Linked DNA regions of Homo sapiens: region 2 is linked to region 1. A link is an interaction called in ENCODE POLR2A ChIA-PET data of the cell type or tissue named here. Cell type or tissue: PC-9. All regions are shown on one strand. Links, peaks and the distances in the headings refer to the core of each region. The heading gives the core; the rest is flanking DNA.

What was found. Peaks named below come from ENCODE experiments on the same cell type or tissue, not always from the same donor. Only the 100,000 strongest peaks of a DNase experiment are listed, where the experiment ranks them.
Region 2: POLR2A ChIA-PET joins it to region 1 with 11 read pairs; 6 of 35 experiments call an interaction of 5 or more read pairs at or near these places.

The regions. Positions count from the first base shown.
Region 1 is chr9:130,983,216-130,987,595 of GRCh38, forward strand. No RefSeq gene overlaps it. Among named protein-coding and RNA genes, the nearest start is that of LAMC3, 24 kb to the right of the region's middle. RefSeq lists an enhancer at 2,689-3,560. In PC-9, for the core only: no CTCF peak of the experiment used is centred there; no DNase peak of the experiment used is centred there; H3K27me3 peaks cover 1,047 bases.
Region 2 is chr9:130,926,258-130,930,637 of GRCh38, forward strand. It overlaps FIBCD1 (fibrinogen C domain containing 1), which reads right to left. Exons shown (of 7, transcript NM_032843.5): 2 at 3,310-3,789. Among named protein-coding and RNA genes, the nearest start is that of FIBCD1, 11 kb to the right of the region's middle. RefSeq lists an enhancer at 3,475-4,019. In PC-9, for the core only: no CTCF peak of the experiment used is centred there; DNase peaks (open chromatin) are centred at 1,884 and 2,394; H3K4me3 peaks cover 874 bases; H3K27ac peaks cover 2,013 bases.

The sequences.
Region 1 (4,380 bases), core at 124-4,123:
CCTGTCCTTCGGGTGACCTCAGAACTGTCACAAAAGCCCCGGGAGAGACAGAGAATCCAATCACCAGTCATTAGGTGTCCTCTATAGAGTCTGCCCTGATGGAGAGGAGGACTATGAAAAGAGATCACAGCAGAATGAGTCAGTAAACTGATTAGCTGAATCCAATCAAATTTGGAAGGCCCTGGGTGGGGGGCTTCAGACTGGCGTGAGCAGACAGAGAATGAGGGGCTGAGGATGCATCCGGCTGGCCAGTAGCCCCGTCGTGCTCCATGTCCCATGAGGCAGTGGGCAGGAATGTAGGCAACTCAGTCAGGCCACACTGGCCGAAGACATTCTGCCAGCTGAGAAGGCGGCCCTCAAATCACCAGGTGTGGCAAAGTCCCTTCCACAGTAGCAAGCATCTTTCAGCCCCAAAATGTTTAGAATTAAGTATAGATGTGTTTAAGAGAATCAAAACAATAATAATAGTATTTTTGTCTCAAAAGTTTTCCTAACTTTACAGGCCGGACACGGTGTCTCACGCCTGTAATCCCAGCACTTTGGGAGGCCGAGGCAGGCGGATCACTTGAGGCCGGGAGTTCGAGACCAGCCTGGCCAACACAGTGAAACCTCGTCTCTACTAAAAACACGAAAATTAGCTGGGCGTGGTGGCACACACCTGTAATCCCAGCTATTGGGGAGGCTGAGGCAGGAGAATCGCTTCAATCCTGGAGGCAGATGTTGCAGAGAGCCGAGATCGCACCACTGCACTCTAGCCTGGGTGACAGAGCGAGACTCTGTCTCATTAAAAAAAAAAAAAATAGTCCTCCTAACTTTACAAATGCTGAAACCACCCTCCACTCACGCTGCGTTGTTTCAGCATTTGTAAAGTTAGGAAGACTTTTGCCGATTAAAGGACAAGGTCAGCCTCACGATTCTGACTTAAAATGTGAAACTGAGCACGTGGCTTAGACTTGAGACTTGAAGCTGCGCTCTGAGAAACTTTGGAAACAGTGCTGGAATTCACCACATCTGTAATTCAATGTGTTAGACGCACAAAAGATGTGCTTCAGTCTGTAGCGAGGCTGGTTTCTCAGTTGGGCCGTGGAAGTACTTACAAAGGAAACTGAATCGATTAAGTTTATTTATGCAGTTCAAAATGTTTCAAGGAGCTCCATGAACTGGTTTTGTAAATGGGACCAAACAGTAAGGAAATGGTCCTTAGAAGGGATTGTTCTGATGTGCTGGATTTTAAATAGAATAAGTAACATGTGTAAAGTGAACTTAAAAGCTTAAGAAAGAAGAACATTTTTGAATGCGTAACATTCATGAAACAAATGTTAATGTTTAAAATCAAAGCCATTGTCTGAGTAATCTTTTCTGTGCACTAGAGCCACCCCAGAGAACAGCAAGCCACTGACAAAGATACATCCCTGTCCCCATTCAAACCTTGTTCCCCCTGTGTTCCGCACCTGCCATATCCCTTCCCAAGAGGTGAGCGTTCAAGGTGATAGGCTCGGCTGCTGTCACAGCCACAGGTTTACGGTTCATGGGCTAACGTCTGGTTTCAGCAGGACACGCTTGGGTGTCTAATAAAGGGGCTGCTCAGAGGCGGTTAGTTAACCCTCCCATTCAAGGGAGGAAGGATTCACTGAGCCCTGGCAATATCCAGGAGGAGATATTCAAGGCACCAATGAAGGTAACAGGAGCTAACAGTGCTACGGGGTTCATCATTTGTTAGGACCAGTGATGAAGCTTCATAGATATTAACTCGTATAATTGCTGTAACAACCCATTTCACCAATGAGAAAACTGAGAGGCAAGCTGATGAGGGGCGGCCCCAAAGACTTGGCCCCAGAGAGTCTGGCTGCAGAGCCTAAGCTCTTCCTCAGGCTCCTGTCCTTCAGGATCTTGCTCCGTCCTCCCACCACCCCTGTGAATTAGACATTGTTGTCCCATTCTGCAGATCAGTTAACTGAGGCTCAGGGAATCTGGAACCTCACCCAAGGCCACACAGTCACATGGGACAGAGATCGGCAGCTTCTGGCCCTTGCAACATCTGTGCAGCTCAAATCCAATGGGGGATGGACTTTGTTATTGTTGAGACAGGGTCTCACTCTGTCGCCCAGGCTGGAGTGCAGTGATGGGATTATGGCTCATTGCAACCTTGACCTCCCGAGCTCAATGGATCCTCCCGCTTCAGTCTCTTGAGTAGCTGGAACTACAGGCATGCACCACCATGCCCAGCTAATTTTTTTTGTATTTTTTGTAGAGACAGGGTTTTGCCATGTTGCCCGGGCTGGTCTTGAATTCCTGAGCGCAAACAATCTGCCTGTCTCGGCCTCCCAAAGTGTTGGGATTATAAGCATGAGGCACCTTGCCTGGCCGGGCCATGGCCTTTCAACAGATGGTACTGAATGGTTTTGAATTATAGTCATACTGGTGTTTTGCAGGCCAAGGGCAGGAGCTCAGAGTGTGCAGCAAGAAGACCTGGCCTGGTCTTGGGACAGGAGGGGCACACCCGAGGAGGTGGTGTTGACACTGAGACCTGACAGATCTCAGCTGTGGCCAGGTGCGAGTACACCTGGTGAGGAGGGGCCAAGGACCTGCTCACTGAGGAACAGCCTCCGTGAAAGCCAAGGCAGGAGGGCACTGGAGGGGTGCCCGGCGGGTGCTGGGGAAAGAGGTGGGGTGGGACAGGCTGCAGAGAGGGCAGGAGCCAGGTGGGACACTTTGAAGGTGTATCCTGACTTTTATTTATTTATTTATTTATTTATTTATTTATTTATTTTGAGATGGGGTCTTGCTCTGTCACCCAGGCTAGAGTGCTGTGGTGTGATCCCCCTGCCTCAGCCTTCTGAGTAGCTGGGACTTATAGCCATGTGCCACCACACCCAGCTATTTAAAACAATATTTTGTAGAGACAGGATCCCAGTAGGTTGCCCAGGCTGGTCTCAAACTCCTGGGCTCCTGCCTCAGCCTCCCAAAGTACTGGATTACAGGTGTGACGCCACCGTGCCTGGCTCCATCCTAACTTTGGACCTTCTCCTGAGAACACCTGGAGGTGATGGCAGGGTTTTGAGCATGAAAGGAATAAGGTTAGCCGCATGTTTGTAAGCCACCTGTCCCAGGAGGGCAGCAGGATGAGGCAGGGGAGTGGGCTGCCACGGGCGTCCAGGCGAGCAGCTGGAGCCAGGACTGACCTGGTGGCACAGAGACCAGCAAGGTGTGCCCGTGGAGAGTTGTTTAGAAGACAGCATGGATAGGGGTTGGCCGCGATGGGGTGGGGAGGGACTGGGAAAGAGGAGGCCCCTCGGGGCAAGCTGGGCCATGGGTGTGGTGTGTGGATGTCTCTCCGCATAGAGCCCTTGCCTGCCACACCAGGGCCCAGACCCGAGGGCCTTTCCCCGGCCCAGGATGAGGCACGGAGGGCTGTGCTGTTGGACCGAGAAATGTCGCCGCAGGGGCTGTGGCATACTGGCCTCTGTGGAACCCCCCCCCAGCCTGGCCTGAGGTGCCCTCCTGGCGACCTGAACCGCTTAACTCCTCCCAGAGGAGTCCGGGTAATTCGGTCTCTGTGTTTACTCCTGCGGTGAGCGCCTCTGAATCTTTCATCTTGACTGCTGACTGTATCAAAATTCCCGTGGTAATTGGATCAGGTGCAGTATTTTCCATGAGGATATTAAATCAGGCCTTCTGCCCATGTCCAGAACGATCCGTTTCAGAATATAAAGACGCAGGAGATGGCATTACCCAAGGTATTTTTCCTCCTTTAAACTTCCCCCCCATCTTAATCATGGCAGCTCTTTATTTGTTGCCAAATAAATTGGGTCGTCCTCCCCTCCCCCAGTTTGTAGCCAAAGGAAAGGAAAGATTCTTGTGCGTGGAAGTGGGAGACTGGGGGGTGTGAGCGAAGCAGCCAGGTGGGGCATGTGGGGTTGGATGGCAGTGCCCAGAGTCACCCAGGAGGGTCCCACCTCCAGGGGACCCGTGGACCTAGGCAGAGTCCTCAACAGAGGGGAAGAGTTCAGTCAGACACTGCCCTCATTCTCCCAATCAGACCCAGGAATGGCCACTTGGGGAGGAGGTTTGGGCACCCAGCATTGGTGGAAGCTCCTCGTCAGCCAGCCTGGCCCCATAGCCAACCTCAAGATGGGACATTTTAACTGTCCTTAAAACACCGCAGGAGAGAAGCTCATGGATATGGCAAGACTCCGGATGGGGAGGGAGTTGGAAAGAAGCTCCGAGACATTTAGTTGTTTAAAATGATAGGCGAGGGAGAGTACTAAGGTCAGTTCGGAGGCTGAGGAGGCCACGGCCGAATGGCTCTGTCATTTGGAAGGATGGGGTGGCAGTTGCACAACCGTGTGAAAGAACAAAATGCCACCAAATTGTTCACTT
Region 2 (4,380 bases), core at 92-4,091, 57 kb before region 1:
GGCACGGCCTCCTCCCTCTTGCTAACGGGCAGGGAAGACCTCTGTTTAAACCAGCAGATGATTAAAGTTGAAAATGTACATATAAACATGCCCCGAATTAATGGGGAAGTGAGTCCCTGCTTGCCGAGCTGCAGAGGCGCATCAGGGGAGGGCTGGACAGCGCTTAGCGGTAGTGGTGTCAGAGCTGCTGTCCCCGGCACTGCTTAGCTGTGTGAGTGAGCTTGCACACGCACCTGTCACTCAGAGCCTCAGTCTGCCTCTCCATAAAATGGGATAACAAGGCCGGGTGTGGTGGCTCACGCCTGTAATCCCAGCACTTTGGGAGGCCAAGTTGGGTGGATCACCTAAGGTCAGGAGTTTGAGACCAGCCTGGCCAACATGGTGAAACTCTGTGTCTACTAAAAATACAAAAAAATTAGCCGGGCGTGGTGGCGGGCGCCTGTAGTCCCAGCTACTCAGGAGGCTGAGGCAGGAGAATCGCTTGAACCTGGGAGGCGGAGGTTGCAGTGAGCCGAGATTGAACCACTGCACTCCAGCTGGGTGACAGAGCGAGACAACCGTGTCTCAAAAAATAAATAAATGAATTAAAATAAAATAAAATGGGATAACAAATGTACTAACCTCCTGGCGTTATGGGGCTGCAAAGTGCCTATTAACGCGGAGCCCAGCACATGGTATAGGCCTATCACTCCTACCAGAAAAGGGATTTTCGGCCCAACACAGTAATCTTAGCACGTGGGGAGGCCGAGGTGGGTGGATTGCTTGAGGCCAGGAGTTTGAGACCAGCCTGAGCACCATAGCAAGACCTCTCTACAAAAAAATTTTAATCAAAAAAATTAGCTAGACATGGTGGTGCACACTTGTAGTGACTGCTACTTAGAAGGCTGAGGTGGGAGGATTGTCTGAGCCCAGGAGGTGGAGGTTGCAGTAAGCCCTGATTGTGCCACTGCTCTCTAGCATGGGTGACGGAGTAAGACTGTCTCGAAAAAAAAAAAAGAAAAAAGAAAAGGGAGTTTTCAATAGTGGCATGGTGGCTCCCTATAGGTTTAAATTTCAGCTCACAAACAATTTCTACTATAATAATAAGGAGACGTTGATGGTGCAGACCATGAGTATCCCCCACGTGACAGAGCCAGCCAAGCCCTGTAGCCAGGCGCTCCAATATCCCCTCAGCATAGACTGTGTTATGCACATCTCACGGGTGACAAGACCCAGCCCAGAGAGGGGAAGCAACCTGCCCGGCATCCCACAGCTGGCACAGATGGGGCCTGGACTGGATCCCAGCTCTGCGGACTCACACCCTCAGGGCAGAATGGCTCAGCTCAGCCGTGACCAGCAGGCCTCAGGGACTACACATGAGAATCAACCCCGGCTGGGGGGCTGCAGGGGGTTGGGGATGAGGCCCAGGAACTTGCCTTTTCCTTTTTTTGAGACAGAGTCTCGCTCTGTTGCTCAGGCTGGAGTGCAGTGGCGTGATCTCGGCTCACTGCAACCTCTGCCTTCCGGGTTCGAGCAATTTCCCTGCCTCAGCCTCCTGAGTAGCTGGGATTACAGGCGCCCGCCTGGCTAATTTTTGTATTTTTAGTCGAGACGGGGTTTCACCATGTTGGCCAGGCTGGTTTTGAACTCCTGACCTCAAGTGATCTGCCCGCCTCGGCTTCCCAAAGTGCTGGGATTACAGCATGAGCCACTGCACCTGGCCGGGAAGCTGCCTTTTAACAAGCACCTCTGGCGATTCCAACCCAGGCTGCCTGTAGGCACAGCTTTGAGAAACCCACATCTGTGCTGATCAGCTGAGGGTCTGGGAAGCTTGGAAGGGAGGAGTTAGGAGCACGGCTCGCTGCCTCTGAATGAAACATAAAGACCCACTGTCTCTTGAATCATCCAGTCTGTGGGGAATGAGTCAAATCAAACATTTTTGGGGAAGTAAATATGTCAGGTGAGCTGGCACTCCTGGGCCCAGAAAGGCTGTTAGTCTTGTGGGAATACTCTGTACCTCTGCGCAGGCTATTGGGAGGGCAGGACTCTGGGGTCCCTCCTTCTAAATACCCCACCCCAGCTCTAAGGGTGGGCCTTCATGAACTGGGCCTGAGCTGACCAGGGGCTGAGCAATTTGGAGTGAGGTGGGGGTCCCAGGTCAGCCAGAAAGTCAGGAGGTACCCCCAGCCCCCAGCCCTGCTGATGAGGCCTGGGGAAGTTGCACATGGAGGGGCAGCTGGAAGGCGGTCTAAACATCCCTCTACCCCGGGAGGGGGAAGCCACCTTCCCATCAGTCACCCAGACAGGGTGATGAGGACTGTAATTTCTCCAGCTGCTGCCTTCAAAGGGAGGGAAAGGGCCCATTGCTCATGAGCAGCTGAGTGACCAAATGCCTGGATCTCTCAGTGGCTGCTGGGGGCGGTGGGGCGGAAGGGGCTTGGGCGCCCGTGGGGGCAGGGGCTTGGCTCCTAGCCTCCAGGGATCTGAGTCACCGGGAGAACGTGGCACAGGGCCAGGGGCCGGGCAGGGCTCCAGCAGGGGCTGGATTCCAGGTCTGACCTGGCCACGGCACCCAGGAAAAATCACCACCCATTTCTAGGCCACCATTTTCTGTCTTGGAAAATGGTGGAGGCAGATGAGACGATCCCAAATCCCTCATCCTATGAAGGAGGAACTTCTTGTGGGTGGTGCTTCCAGCATGGTCTCAGAGCCGAAGCTGGAAAGCCTTCACCCAGACCCACCTGGAGCTGGCTGGAGCCTGGCTTGGCTGGGGGCAGGGGTGGGGAGGGTGGAGGTGGTTTGGGACAGGCTAGGGGTCTGGCTGGGCTGCCTGGACTGGTCTCTCTGTCCCTGGGAAGCTGTGGGTATTGCATGGTGTGAACTGGGAGGGGGTATGGAGAGATGGGGTGCGGCTCTGAGGGGGTAGCACTGATCAGCCACATGCCCTTCAGCAAGTCGCATCCCCTCTCTGAGCCTCGATTTGCTCCTGATGGGGGAATGCCCTGCCTCACCTGTACCCTGGAGCACTGGGGAAGCCCCAAGCCCTGGATTTACTGAGTGCCAAGTGCCGTGGGGTGCTGTACAGTTTACCGGGTCACCGGGAAAGAAACAGGATTTGAATCCTGGCTCCCAGTAGCTGTGCGGCCCTGGATGAGTGACTGCGCCTCCCTGAGCTTCATGGGCTTGTCTGTAGATGGGAACAGCAGTAGCCCCTTGTCTGGGGCCTTGGGGATTAAGTGAGGCCATGGACATCAGGCGCCTGGCACATGGCAGCAGCAGCACCAACCCCTCGCCTCCAGCAAGACCCCAAGATGCAGACCCCAGCCCTACCTGGATGAGGCGGCCCTGCTCACTCTGCAGGGCGCTGAGGCCCTGGCCCAGCGTGCCATGCCCCTTCCGCAGCCCCATGCACTCCGTCTGCAGCTCTGAGGCTCGGGCCAGCAGCCGGGGCAGCTGGTCGGCCAGCGTGTCCAGCAGCTCCTGCTCCTGGTCGCCCACCAGCCGTGGCTGGGCCTGGTGCTCTGTCAGCGCCTGCAGCACCGAGGCCTGGGCGCTCTCCAGGCGTGCGAAGCTGTCGGTGAGGTCGGGGCAGCGCGGGTCAATGAGGATGCTGAGGTGCGAGCTGTCCGCCCTTTCCACAGTGACCAGGGCGCTGTTGGCGCTGGCAGCCCCAGTGCTGACGACAGGTGGGGGCGCCGTGCCCGGCGCGTGGGCGTGGTTCAGGAAGAGCACGGCACCGGTGACAGCTACAGCCAGCAGCACAGCCAGGGCCAGCAGCACGGTGCACAGCACGTAGCCGCAGCTCGGCCGCTGCAGGCCCGCCCGGGACGCACAGACACAGACAGACAGACGGGAGAGAGAAGGGGCCAGCATTAGAGGCATACCTGGGGTCAGAGGACCCCCTTCTTGGGGGGCTGGGCAAGGGCGTGGCACAGAGACTGAGATGAGACAGGCACTGAGAGACAGTCCAAGGGGAGACAGAGAGACAGGGACAGCCACAGATGCAGTGAGAGGGACACAGTGAGCGCCTCAGGGAGAAAGTGGAGAGAGACAGAGCCCCAGAGGGGAGGTGGAGACATAGGGAGAGACGGGGAGACGCGGGGAGACGCAGGGAGATGCAGGGAGACACAGGGAGACGCAGGGAGATGCGGGGAGACATGGGGAGATGCGGGGAGACGCGGGGAGACACGGGGAGACATGGGGAGATGCGGGGAGACGCAGGGAGACGCGGGGAGATGCAGGGAGATGGAGACGGACAGGATGGGAAATAGAAACTGAGGCAGAAAGACACAAAGACACAAGCAGAATGCCAAGCCTTCCCTCTCGCTGCCCCTGCCACCCACCTCCCCCCATGCCCTGCACAGTGACAGCCCAGGGACCCACGGTCACCTGTGTGTGTGG